Linked DNA regions of Homo sapiens: region 2 is linked to region 1. Evidence: read pairs that join two places in POLR2A ChIA-PET (ENCODE). Cell type or tissue: Panc1. All regions are shown on one strand. Links, peaks and the distances in the headings refer to the core of each region. The heading gives the core; the rest is flanking DNA. Region 1 overlaps PTPRJ (protein tyrosine phosphatase receptor type J). Region 2 has its middle 42 kb from the start of NUP160.

The links. Peaks named below come from ENCODE experiments on the same cell type or tissue, not always from the same donor. Only the 100,000 strongest peaks of a DNase experiment are listed, where the experiment ranks them.
Region 2: POLR2A ChIA-PET joins it to region 1 with 5 read pairs; 5 of 35 experiments call an interaction of 5 or more read pairs at or near these places.

What each region holds. Positions count from the first base shown.
Region 1 is chr11:48,097,741-48,103,118 of GRCh38, forward strand. All of the region lies in intron 1 of PTPRJ (protein tyrosine phosphatase receptor type J), which reads left to right. Among named protein-coding and RNA genes, the nearest start is that of MIR3161, 3.6 kb to the left of the region's middle. RefSeq lists an enhancer at 1-386. In Panc1, for the core only: no CTCF peak of the experiment used is centred there; no DNase peak of the experiment used is centred there.
Region 2 is chr11:47,888,033-47,893,410 of GRCh38, forward strand. No RefSeq gene overlaps it. Among named protein-coding and RNA genes, the nearest start is that of NUP160, 42 kb to the left of the region's middle. In Panc1, for the core only: no CTCF peak of the experiment used is centred there; no DNase peak of the experiment used is centred there; H3K27ac peaks cover 645 bases.

The DNA of each region.
Region 1 (5,378 bases), core at 152-5,151:
TTGCCCCAGGCTAGTCTCAAACTCCTGAGCTCAGGCAATCCCCAGCCTCAGCCCCCCAAAGTGCTAGGATTACAGGCATGAGCCACCGCACCCGGCCTGAATTTTTTTTTGTTTTGTTTATTTATTTCTTGGTTTTGCTGGCCTTTAAGCAACCCAAGACTAGGGGGCTTTCACTCCGTCCCTAGAGAGCTCAAAGGGCCTGACTTAGGGGACACAGTCAGTGAAGGGGATGAATGAATGAGTTTCAGATCCAGGTGTTCTGGATAAGTCACTTTACCTTTCTGGGCCTTTTTCCTCAACTCCAAACAGAGGATGTCGGTATAGACAATCCCTAGGATCTTGTCCCCTTTATGACTGATCACACAGTTCCACTGCTTGCCCTTGAGGCTTTGGTGTCCGCGCATGCCTATTCAGTCTGACCCACAAGAGGCCAGGCCAGCTCTGTTCCAGGCCCTGAAAATCCCATTAAAACTCCACTCACTAGCCTGTTCCCTGGGGGTGCTGAATCAGCATTTAATGGGGAAGGCCACGAGCTAGGCTCTGGTGGGTAGGAAGTGTGTGACTTCTCTTACCTCAACAGTTTCTACTGTAACTAGCGGGATAAGGTAAATCTATGGAAATGCAAGGCTTATGCCGAGGCTCACAGAGTGGGCCAGGCTGCATAAGTCCTGGACACCACAGGGCCTGCTTTGAGAAGGCAGCTGTGGTCCCACAGCCTTGACCACCAGGCACCATCCTCTGTTGCCAGTGGACCCACATTTCAAATCATTTTATCTCTTTTTTTTTTTTTTTTTTTTTGAGACGGAGTTTCGCTCTGTCGCCCAGGCTGGAGTGCAGTGGCGCGATCTCGACTCACTGCAAGCTCCGCCTCCCGGGTTCACGCCATTCTCCTGCCTCAGCCTCCTGTGTAGCTGGGACTACAGGCACGCGCCACCATGCCCGGCTAATTTTTGTATTTTTAGTAGAGACGGGGTTTCACCGTGTTAGCCAGGATGGTCCCGATCTCCTGACCTCGTGATCCGCCCGTCTCGGCCTCCCAAAGTGCTGGGATTACAGGCGTGAGCCACCGCGCCCGGCCTTTATCTCTTAAATAACCTGTATTCATTTGTTCCTTCCCATGTCTTATCCACCAAAAATCTCCAATTGGAAATTCAGACAAGGATTGAGACCCTGTGTTCTTAAATTGGGTTGATTGAAATCTAGAAACAATGATAGTAATAACAGAGTTATCTTCTCTCGAACATCTGCCTCCTGCCTGATGTTATTTCGCTTAATTCTCTCAAGGGCTTGAGGAGAGTCCTGCCATAATCCTTCCTTTCAGAGGGGAAGATCGAAATTTAGCTCAGATCTCAAGCTAGTAATCATCAGAACCAGGATATAGAATCAGGACTAGACCACATGGTCCCTGCTCTGAGCTGCTGCGGGTCCATCCCTGTGGCTCTGTCCAGGGTAAATGGATGATTCAGGGGAAGGGTCAGCAAACTATAGCCCATGGGCCAAATGCAGCCACTGCTTGTTTTTGGGTGGCCCAAGAGCCAAGAATAGTTTCCACATTTTTAAATGGGTGGAGAAAACAAAATCTACAAAGAATAATGTTTCATGACACATGAAAATTATGTAAAATATACATTTAACGCTTGTAAGTAAAGTTCTGTTGGAACTCAGCTACAGTCGTTAGTTTACATATCATCGATGGCTGGTTTCGCAGTACAAGGGCACAGTTTAAAGCCTGCCAGGCCTAAAATGTTTACTGTCTGGCCTATTACAGAAGACGTTTGCTGACCCCTGATTTAGGGCATTCATGAGGCTTGATGAGATGTTGAAAATCAGCTGTCTCCTCCCGTCACTCTCTTCTGATTGTGGGTAGGCTCTGGTGCACCAGCTCTCCAGTGATCTCCTATCTGATGCTCAGAGTTCTTTTTCCATTGCATGGATGTCAAATAAAAGTGTCTGCTTTGTGGCATTTCTGGCTTGAGAGTACCTGCCCAATGTGATTTGCCAAGGTGCCATTTTATCAAAAGTCTTAGGATGACTGGATGGGTTTGCCTTGAATTTGTTTTGCCTTTGCTGATGGTTGTATTTAGGTTATCATTGAAAGAGGATTGCAGAACAGCGGCAGTTTCCTGTGCTGTCTGGATTGAAGTTGAATAATGCCCTAACTTTTAATTGAAAGGGACTGTTGTAGGCGGGAGACTGTCTAAGAGCTGACCTGTCACCACCACCTGAGATGTCTGAGCCCACCCTTGGACTTTCTTGGCACGTGGGGAAGAGGGGGCCTGGGTCCTGGGCTCCCACCTAAACTCAGCAGACCCCACTGGCAGGTGTGTGTTGTGGGGGTGATGGAGGCTTTTTGGAGGGCATTGAGCTCCTTGGGTGGAGGTGGGGTGGCTGCCTTGGGGGCTCAGTGCAGCTCTGGCCATGATGGACAGAAGGAGACAAGAATGTAGCTTCTTGTTCTGAGAACTTCAGCCCAAGTTCCTCCTTTCATGCAGCAGAATCCAAGACACTGACTTGCCCCTCTCTGCTGTTGAGGCTTCTGTGTTGCAGAGATACCTTCTGGCCCTGCTTTATCCTAGTGAGGCAGCTCACCTCTCCCGTGTTTCACTGCTCGAACTCTCCTTCCCAAGGCTGTGCTAGTGGTAGTGATGACAATAATAGCTACTATTTATTGTGTGCCCCTCGTATGCTAAGTGCTTCACGTAGATTATATAATTTAATACTTGTCACAACAGTCTTATGAGGTAAATACTGTATATATATTTAAAAAGACTATTTTTAGAGCAGTTTTAGGTTCACAGCAAAATGTAGAGGAAGTTTCACAGAGATATCCCAAGCACCCCTTGCCATTTTCTCTTAGTTATGAAAATGATCAAATGGGCTGGGTGTGGTCCCAGCACTTTGGGAGGCCAAGGCGGGTGGATCACCGGAGGTCAGGAGTTTGAGACCAGCCTAGCCAACATGGTGAAACCCTGTCTCTACTAAATACAAAAAATTAGCTGGGTGTAGTGGCACATGCCTATAATCCCAGCTATTTGGGAGGCTGAGGCAGGAGAATTGTTTGAACCTGGGAGGTGGAGGTTGCAGTGAGCCGAGATTGCGCCATTGCACTACAGCCTAGGCAACAAGAGCAAAACTCTGTCTCAAAAAGAAAAAAAAAAAAAAAAAGATCAAATAGACTTCCAAGTGCCCATGTCTCAGGTTCAGTACTGATCAGCATTTTACCCTCCTTTGCTTCAGCTCCCTCCTGTCATTGCTCATTGCTGAGAGTGGGTAAGGGGCTTTCTCAGGTTCCTGTAGCTGGTAGGATCCCGCTGTCCTCAAAGTTCCTGCACTCAGTGGCTGACGGTGCCAGGTGACTCCCCCTTTTGGGGTCCATGACATTTGCTGCTGTTTCTAAAGCCCCTACTGTGTGCTGCTAATCCCCTCACCAAGCTTGCAGAGCGGATGGTAACTGACAGGTGAAAAAATGCAAGAAGTTAGGTCACGGGTCCGGGGACATCCTGCTAATAGGTGGTGGTGCCAGGCTTCAAACTCAGGCCTGACTTCAAGTCCCGCAGCTTCTCTGCCCCACCCTGTCTCTGTCCTCCTCACCTCTGTAGTGTGGTGGGACTCGGTGGGGTGGTCGTTTGACTGTGGGAACTTCTGTTTGCAAAGCCTTGGAAGGACCCAGGTGACTGCAGATAGTTCCGTGAGAAGCATCTGGGACTGTTGACCTCACTGCTGATCTTCCTTGTGAGCCTGTGATAGGGCTAACCCTTGGCTTTCTGGCCAGAGTGTAGACAGAGACCCGATTAGCATTTTGTGGTCAGTCAGAGGCAGTTTGTGAACCTGGAACTTGGAAGCTGGTTTCCTCCTCTGGGAGGGATGTGGAGCCTGGGGAGCCAGGAAGGCATGGACTGAATATACACCCAGCTGGGCAGTGGGGAAGGGAGGATTCCGTGGGGAGCTAGCCCTGAACACAGCAAGCATTTGGTAAATGGTGCCTGTTAGCTGTTTTTATCCGTATTCTAAGGTGGACGAGCGGCGCAGGAGAGAACTGGTAGGATTAATGGAGTGGTTTCATTATTCAGATTTAAGTGCATGCAGCCAGAAGTCTTCAACTGAAGAATTGAAACTCTCTGCTCTTTTTTGGGGGTCATGGTGGCAGTGTGAGGGGCTGGTTCATGAGTGAGGAGAAAAGGTAGTGGCAGGCAGAATGGTACATTTTATATTCATATTGTGCACATTATTCACACCTGACATGGGCCAGAAATCCTCTCCTAAGAGAGACACTTGGAAAGTAAACAGTTTGTTAATCATTTCAACCCGTGGACTTTGGTTGCAGGGTGCATTTTGATCAAGGGTTACAAACACCAATGTCTTCAGGGACATTTGGGGACATAAATAAAGGGAATGGACAAAAAGATGGAAAAGCATACTGCCTCTCAGTCTTTCGCATGCTCATGTTTGATAGAGAAAATCAACATCGTGGGGGCAGTGTTGCTTGGCAACTGCCATTTGTCCTCAGCGTTGGGGTGACATTACTAGGGAATGGCTGTGAACTCCAAGCACTTCCCCCCGGGAAGCGAGGCTGACACTCAGATCCAATTCATGTCTTTAATGTGGCCAAATGAGAAAGCCAGATGTATTTCTGAGAAGCCAAAAAACAAGATTTAAAAAATGCTATCTCCCTAATTTTTTTTTTTGAGACAGAGTTTTGCTCTTGTTGCCCAGGCTGGAGGACAGTGGTGCGATCTTGGCTCACTGCAACCTCTGCCTCCCAGGTTCAAGCGATTCTCCTGCGTCAGCCTCCCGAGTAGCTAGGATTACAGGCCACCATGCCCAGCTAATTTTTGTATATATATTTTTTTCAGTAGAGACGGGGTTTCACCATGTTACAGGCCAGGCTGGTCTTGAACTCCCTTGAACTCAGGTGATCCACCTGCCTCAGCCTCTAAAAGTGCTGGGATTACAAGTGTGAGCCACTGCACCTGGCTTCTATCTCCCTAATTTTTAAATACTTAAGATTTTAAGAAACATCACAGGTCAAGCAATGCATGGCAGTGGGCTAGATTCAGACAGGGGAGCCTCAATTTAGGACCCCCAGATTTATCATACAAGGTGGAGGAAGGGTTCAGATAGGGACTTGGGGATTGCCAACTCTGACCCTCTCTTCAGATGAAGAGATTAGCCCTGTGGAGGAGTCCAGGATTTGTATTTTAGTCTTGGTACTGGGTGTTCTGGGTTGAGTTGCTAGACCATTCTGGGACAAGTTGCTAGACCATTCTGGGACTTACTTTCTTCCTCCATAAAGTCAAAGGGTAGGTAGATCACACATTTTTAAAGTGTGCTCCTTGAGGTGTGTCAGGGGTTCCATAAGCATTTGCTTTCAGTTTTAT
Region 2 (5,378 bases), core at 296-5,295, 210 kb before region 1:
GGCTCTTGGTGCATATAGAGATATGATTATAAACCTATTTTACAGGTAAGGAAACAGACTCAGAGTGAAATCTGACCAAGTTCACAGGACTCATCAATGCACAACTGAAACTTGGGTCTAAGTCTTACGCTTCCAACTCTGATGTTCTTTCGTTACAACTTGCTGCCTGTGGTGTGGTCCATGGACCAGCAGCCTTGGCAAATCTTGGAAGCTTGTTAGGAATGCATAATCTCGGGCCCTACCCAAGACCTTGAGAATCAGAATCTGCATTTACCATGATCCTGAGATGCCTCTATACATATCAGTGTTTGAGAAGCAAGCACTGCTTACAACATATCCTGCCCTGTGAAGGATGCCTCTGAAGTGCTTTGAAATAAGGCAAAACATCACTGGCTTTGGTGTTACTGGTTAATTCTCAGCTTCAAAACATCTCTAACATTTCCTTGTTAAGGGCTGTATGGATTGTGCCCACTTCAAGAAACGCTTTGCTAATTTCATTGTAAACATCGGAATCTTTAACTTACTTCTATATTATCCCTGGATATGGCCATCACTTCTGCTCAAAATTGTACAAGTAGTATTTCAGAATAATTTTCAATAAGAAAGTATCAGGGTGAGGGATAAAGTGCATTCCACCAGGAGTTCTGGCCTAAGTTCCACCATTAACAAGCTGGTGACCTGGACGAATTATCCTTGATGAATGACCTTTAAGCCACTGAGTTATCCCTTATTGAGTTAGAAACTGTAAGGAGGACAATTTTATAAACCATAAAGCACTGGACGCATCTGTGGGGAGCATGTATTTAGATATCATTTTCCTCAAATGAAGGTGTTTACACCACATGATCCTTGGGGAAGGTATTCACAGGACCAAACCCTTCTAAGGAAAGCTATTTTGGATTGTATTCCACCTGTGCTCTCCAGGAATATAATGACAGAGAGATATGAATCAAATCAGGATATGGGTAGAGTGAAAGCTTGGATTTTCAAAGGGTCTTCAAAGTCCCTTTTAAATCTCAAAACTTATGATCTTATGCCATTCTAACATGAAAAAAAGAATCAGAGAATTCTAACATCGCTAGTCATTCTGCACAGCTCCCTGCTTCCAGGAAAGAGAGCAGCTCTTCTATTCTTTAAAAGTGTTGATTTATAGAAGAATAGATTTTAAATGTTTTCACCACAAAAAAAAAGATTACTATATGAGGTGATGAATTTGTTAAGTAGCAGGATTGAATCATTCCACATTGTGAACATATAGCAAAACATCATATTGTACCCCATAAATATATACAATTGTTATTTGTCAATTAAAAATAAAATAATGAGGCCAGACATGGTGGCTCACACCTATAATCCCAGCACTTTGGGAAGCTGAGGTGGACAGATCACCTGAGGTCAGGAGTTCGAGACCAGCCTGGCCAACATGGTAAAACTGTGTATCTACTAAAAATACAAAAATTAGCTGGGCGTGGTGGTGCACACCTGTAATCCCAGCTACTCTGGAGGCTGAGGTAGGAGAATCGCTTGAACTCAGAGGCAGAGGTTGCAGTGAGCCAAGATCATGCCACTGCACTCCAGCCTGCGTGACAGAGTGAGACTGCACCTTTAAACAAACAAACAAACAAACAAAAAACATATATATATATATATATGTATAAAAGATACTAATTTTCCCTAAGGGGTTACAGAAAGCTTCTTAGAAGAGATGTCCCTTGGGCTGAAGAGGAGATAGCCAGGGGGAAAAGGGAGTGAAGGGTATTTCAAGCAGAGGAAACAGCAAATGCTCAGGGAACAGCAAATGCAAAGATGCCATGGGAACTGAGAACATGACAAAGAGTTAAGCATGGCTCGTGGCAGGTATGTGGAAGACTGGGTAAGATGCAGGAGTGGGTGGCAAGATTCAATGTAGCTCTTGCAGACAGACTGAGCCAAAGCCTCCGTTGCATAACTGTTTCAGAGAGGAGTTAGCATGCAGGTATTGTAGAAAAATACCTGTTTGGAATGATCTTTAGTCTAGAGAAGGTACCATATCAAGAAATCCATTGGCATCATCCTGAACCAGAACTTATATTTCTCCTCTTGCCTGGGTTTACTCTTTTCCCCTCTCTCTTTAGCATAGCTGCTTCATCTTTCTCTGAAAGAAAATGAAGTCTCGGCATTGGCAGCTTTTGATCCAGTGTTCATTTGATCTGGTTGATTCAGGAAACAGATGCATCCTCTTGGTCTCAGCACAAATCACTGGGGTTTCTTTCTTTATTATTATTTTTGTTTGGCGAAAGCCAGATCTATGTCTCAATCAGCATAGAGGAAAAAAGTAATTACTGAAGTATTAGTGTTATTATTATTTCCTGATATGAGCTGCTGCATTCCTTACTTGTATCTGGTTTTCTCCCTAGGCTGAGGTCAAAAAGTTTAAAACAAATCCTTCTTGGATAAAGCCTGTATTAATTATTTTTAACCTTGTTTGCATTGGAGACCTCTTTGAGACGTTAATGAAAAAGATAAACCCTCTCCTCAAAACAAATTCACCTTTTCCTATACCCACAAGATGTAACATGGTTTCAAGAGATTCGCAAACCTCTTAAAGCCCCTGAGGACCCTTAAGGAATCCATAGACCTTGGTTAAGAAGCTCTAAACAGTTAAAAATAACATAGAAGAGGGCCTGGCGCGGTAGCTCATGCCTGCGTGGTGGCTCATGCCTGCTATCCCAGCACTTTGGGAGGCTGGGGCGGGGTGGCGGGGGGCGGTGGATCACCTGAGGTCAGGAGTTCGAGACCAGCCTGGCCAACATGGCAAAACCCTGTCTCTACTAAAAATACAAAAAATTAGCCAGGCCTGGTGGCAGGTGCCTGTAATCCCAGCTACTTGGGAGGCTGAGGCAGGAAAATCACTTGAACCAGGGAGGTGGAGGTTGCAGTGAGCCAAGATTGTGCCATTGCACTCCAGCCTGGGCAACAAGAGCAAAAATTCATCTAAAAAAAGTATATATATATATAAAATATATAGAACTGCTTGTTGAAATTGAACTGTGCCAGGTGCCTGCTAATTCTGGTGGTATGTTTTGGAAAGTCAAAATAAATCTGAATTGTATTGGCCATATAGTTGTTGAAGCCTCTGCTATAGATTAGATTCAGTGGGCAGAGTTCAGTACTGCCAATGCCCCCACCGCCATGAAAACCCAAACATGAGTAAAGGTCCCAGAGAGAGAAGGAAGAGGAGCAGAAAATAACTTGAGACTTTTCATATTCTAAAGTTAAGTCCTTAGCCTTGGCGTCAGAAGACTTTGTTTTATTTTTTAATTAATTAGTTTATTTATTTTGAGATGGAGTCTCACTCAGTTGCCCAGGATGGAGTGCAGTGGCGCAATCTTGGCTCACTGCAACCTACACCTCCCAGGTTCAAGCGATTCTCCTGCCTCAGCCTCCAGAGTAGCTGGGACTACAGGCCAGCGCCACCACGCCCAGCTAATTTTTATATTTTTAGTAGAGATGGGGTTTCACCATATTGGCCACGCTGGTCATGAACTCCCGACCACAGGTGATCCACCCGCCTCAGCCGCCCAAAAAAAACCTTGTTTTAATATTAGCTTTACCAGTTTCTACCTTTGTAAATTTTTTTTTTTTTGAGATGGAGTTTTGCTTTTGTTGCCCAGGCTGGAGTGCAATGGCGCGATCTCAGCTCACTGCAACCTTTGCTTCCCGGGTTCAAGCGATTCTCCTGCCTCAGCCTCCCCAGCAGCTGGGATTACAGGCATGCACCACCACGCCTGGCTAATGTTGTATTTTTAGGAGAGACAGGGTTTCTCTATGTTGGTCATGGACCTCATGTGATCTGCCCACCTCGGCCTCCCAAAGTGCTGAGATTACAGGCATGAGCCACTGAGCCCGGCCTTCTACCTTTATAATTTTGTCAAGTCATTTTAGTTTTCTGAATATCAGCTTTCTCACCTGTAAAATGGGGATGATAATAATAATACCCACCTCTCAGGGCTGTTGTGAGGACTTAATGAAGCAATGCGTGTGAAAGTATTTACTAGACATCTGGCTCACAGATGGTGCTTGACAGATGTTAACTAAAATCCAATTCTTCCCGGGTGGAGGAAGCCCTTTTAGAGATCTTATGTACCAGAATAATTTTGGTGAGGGACTTCTGGTTTCCAGTCTGGCATGTAAGGAGCTTAGAAGTCACCTCTCTGTCCTTAAAATAAGTAAAAACTGAACAAACTTAAAAATCAACAACTCCCTCTCCCTCTCCCTCCCCCTCCCCCTCCCCCTCTCCCCTTTGCACGGTCTCCCTCTGATGCCGAGTGGAGGCTGGACTGTACTGCCGCCATCTCGGCTCACTGCAGCCTCCCTGCCTGATTCTCCTGCCTCAGCCTGCCGAGTGCCTGGGATTGCAGGCGCGCGCCGCCACACCTGACTGGTTTTCGTATTTTTTGGTGGAGACGGGGTTTTGCCGTGTTGGCCGGGCTGGTCTCCAGCTCCTGACCGTGAGTGGTCTGCCAGCCTCGGCCTCCCGAGGTGCCGGGATTGCAGACGGAGTCTCGCTCACTCAGTGCTCAACGTTGCCCAGGCTGGAGTGCAGTGGCGTGATCTCGGATCGCTACAACCTCCGCCTCCCAGCCGCCTGCCTTGGCCTCCCAAAGTGTCGAGATTGCAGCCTCTGCCCGGCCGCCACCCCGTCTGGGAAGTGAGTAGCGTCTCTGCCTGGCCGCCCATCCTCTGGCATGTGAGGAGCCCCTCTACCTGGCCGCCCAGTCCGGGAAGTGAGGAGCGCCTCTTCCCGGCCGCCACGCCGTCTAGGAAGTGAGGAGCGTCTCTGCCTGGCCGCCCATCATCTGGGATGTGGGGAGCGCCTCTGCCCTGCCACCCCGTCTGAGATGTGAAGAGTGCCTCTGCCCGGCCATGACTCCGTCTGGGAACTGAGGAGTGTCTCTGCCCCGCCGCCACCCCGTCTGGGAGGTGAGGAGCGTCTCTGACCGGCCCCCCCCCGTCTGAGAAGTGAGGAGCCCCTCCTCCCGGCAGCCGCCCCGTCTGGGAAGTGGGGAGCCCCTCCACCCGGCAGCCGCCCCGTCTGGGAAGTGAGGAGCGTCTCCACCCGGCAGCCGCCCCGTCCGGGAGGTTGGGGGCAGCCCCCGCCCGGCCAGCCGCCCCGTCTGGGAGGTGGGGGGCGCCTCTGCCCCGCCGAGACCCCGTCTGGGAGGTGAGGAGCGTCTCTGCTCGGCCGCCCTGTCTGAGAAGTGAGGAGCCCCTCCGCCCGGCAGCCACCCCGTCTGGGAAGTGAGGAGCGTCTCCAGCCGGCAGCCACCCGGTCCGGGAGGGAGGTGGGGGGCAGCCCCCACCCAGCCAGCCGCCTCGTCCGGGAGGGAGGTGGGGGG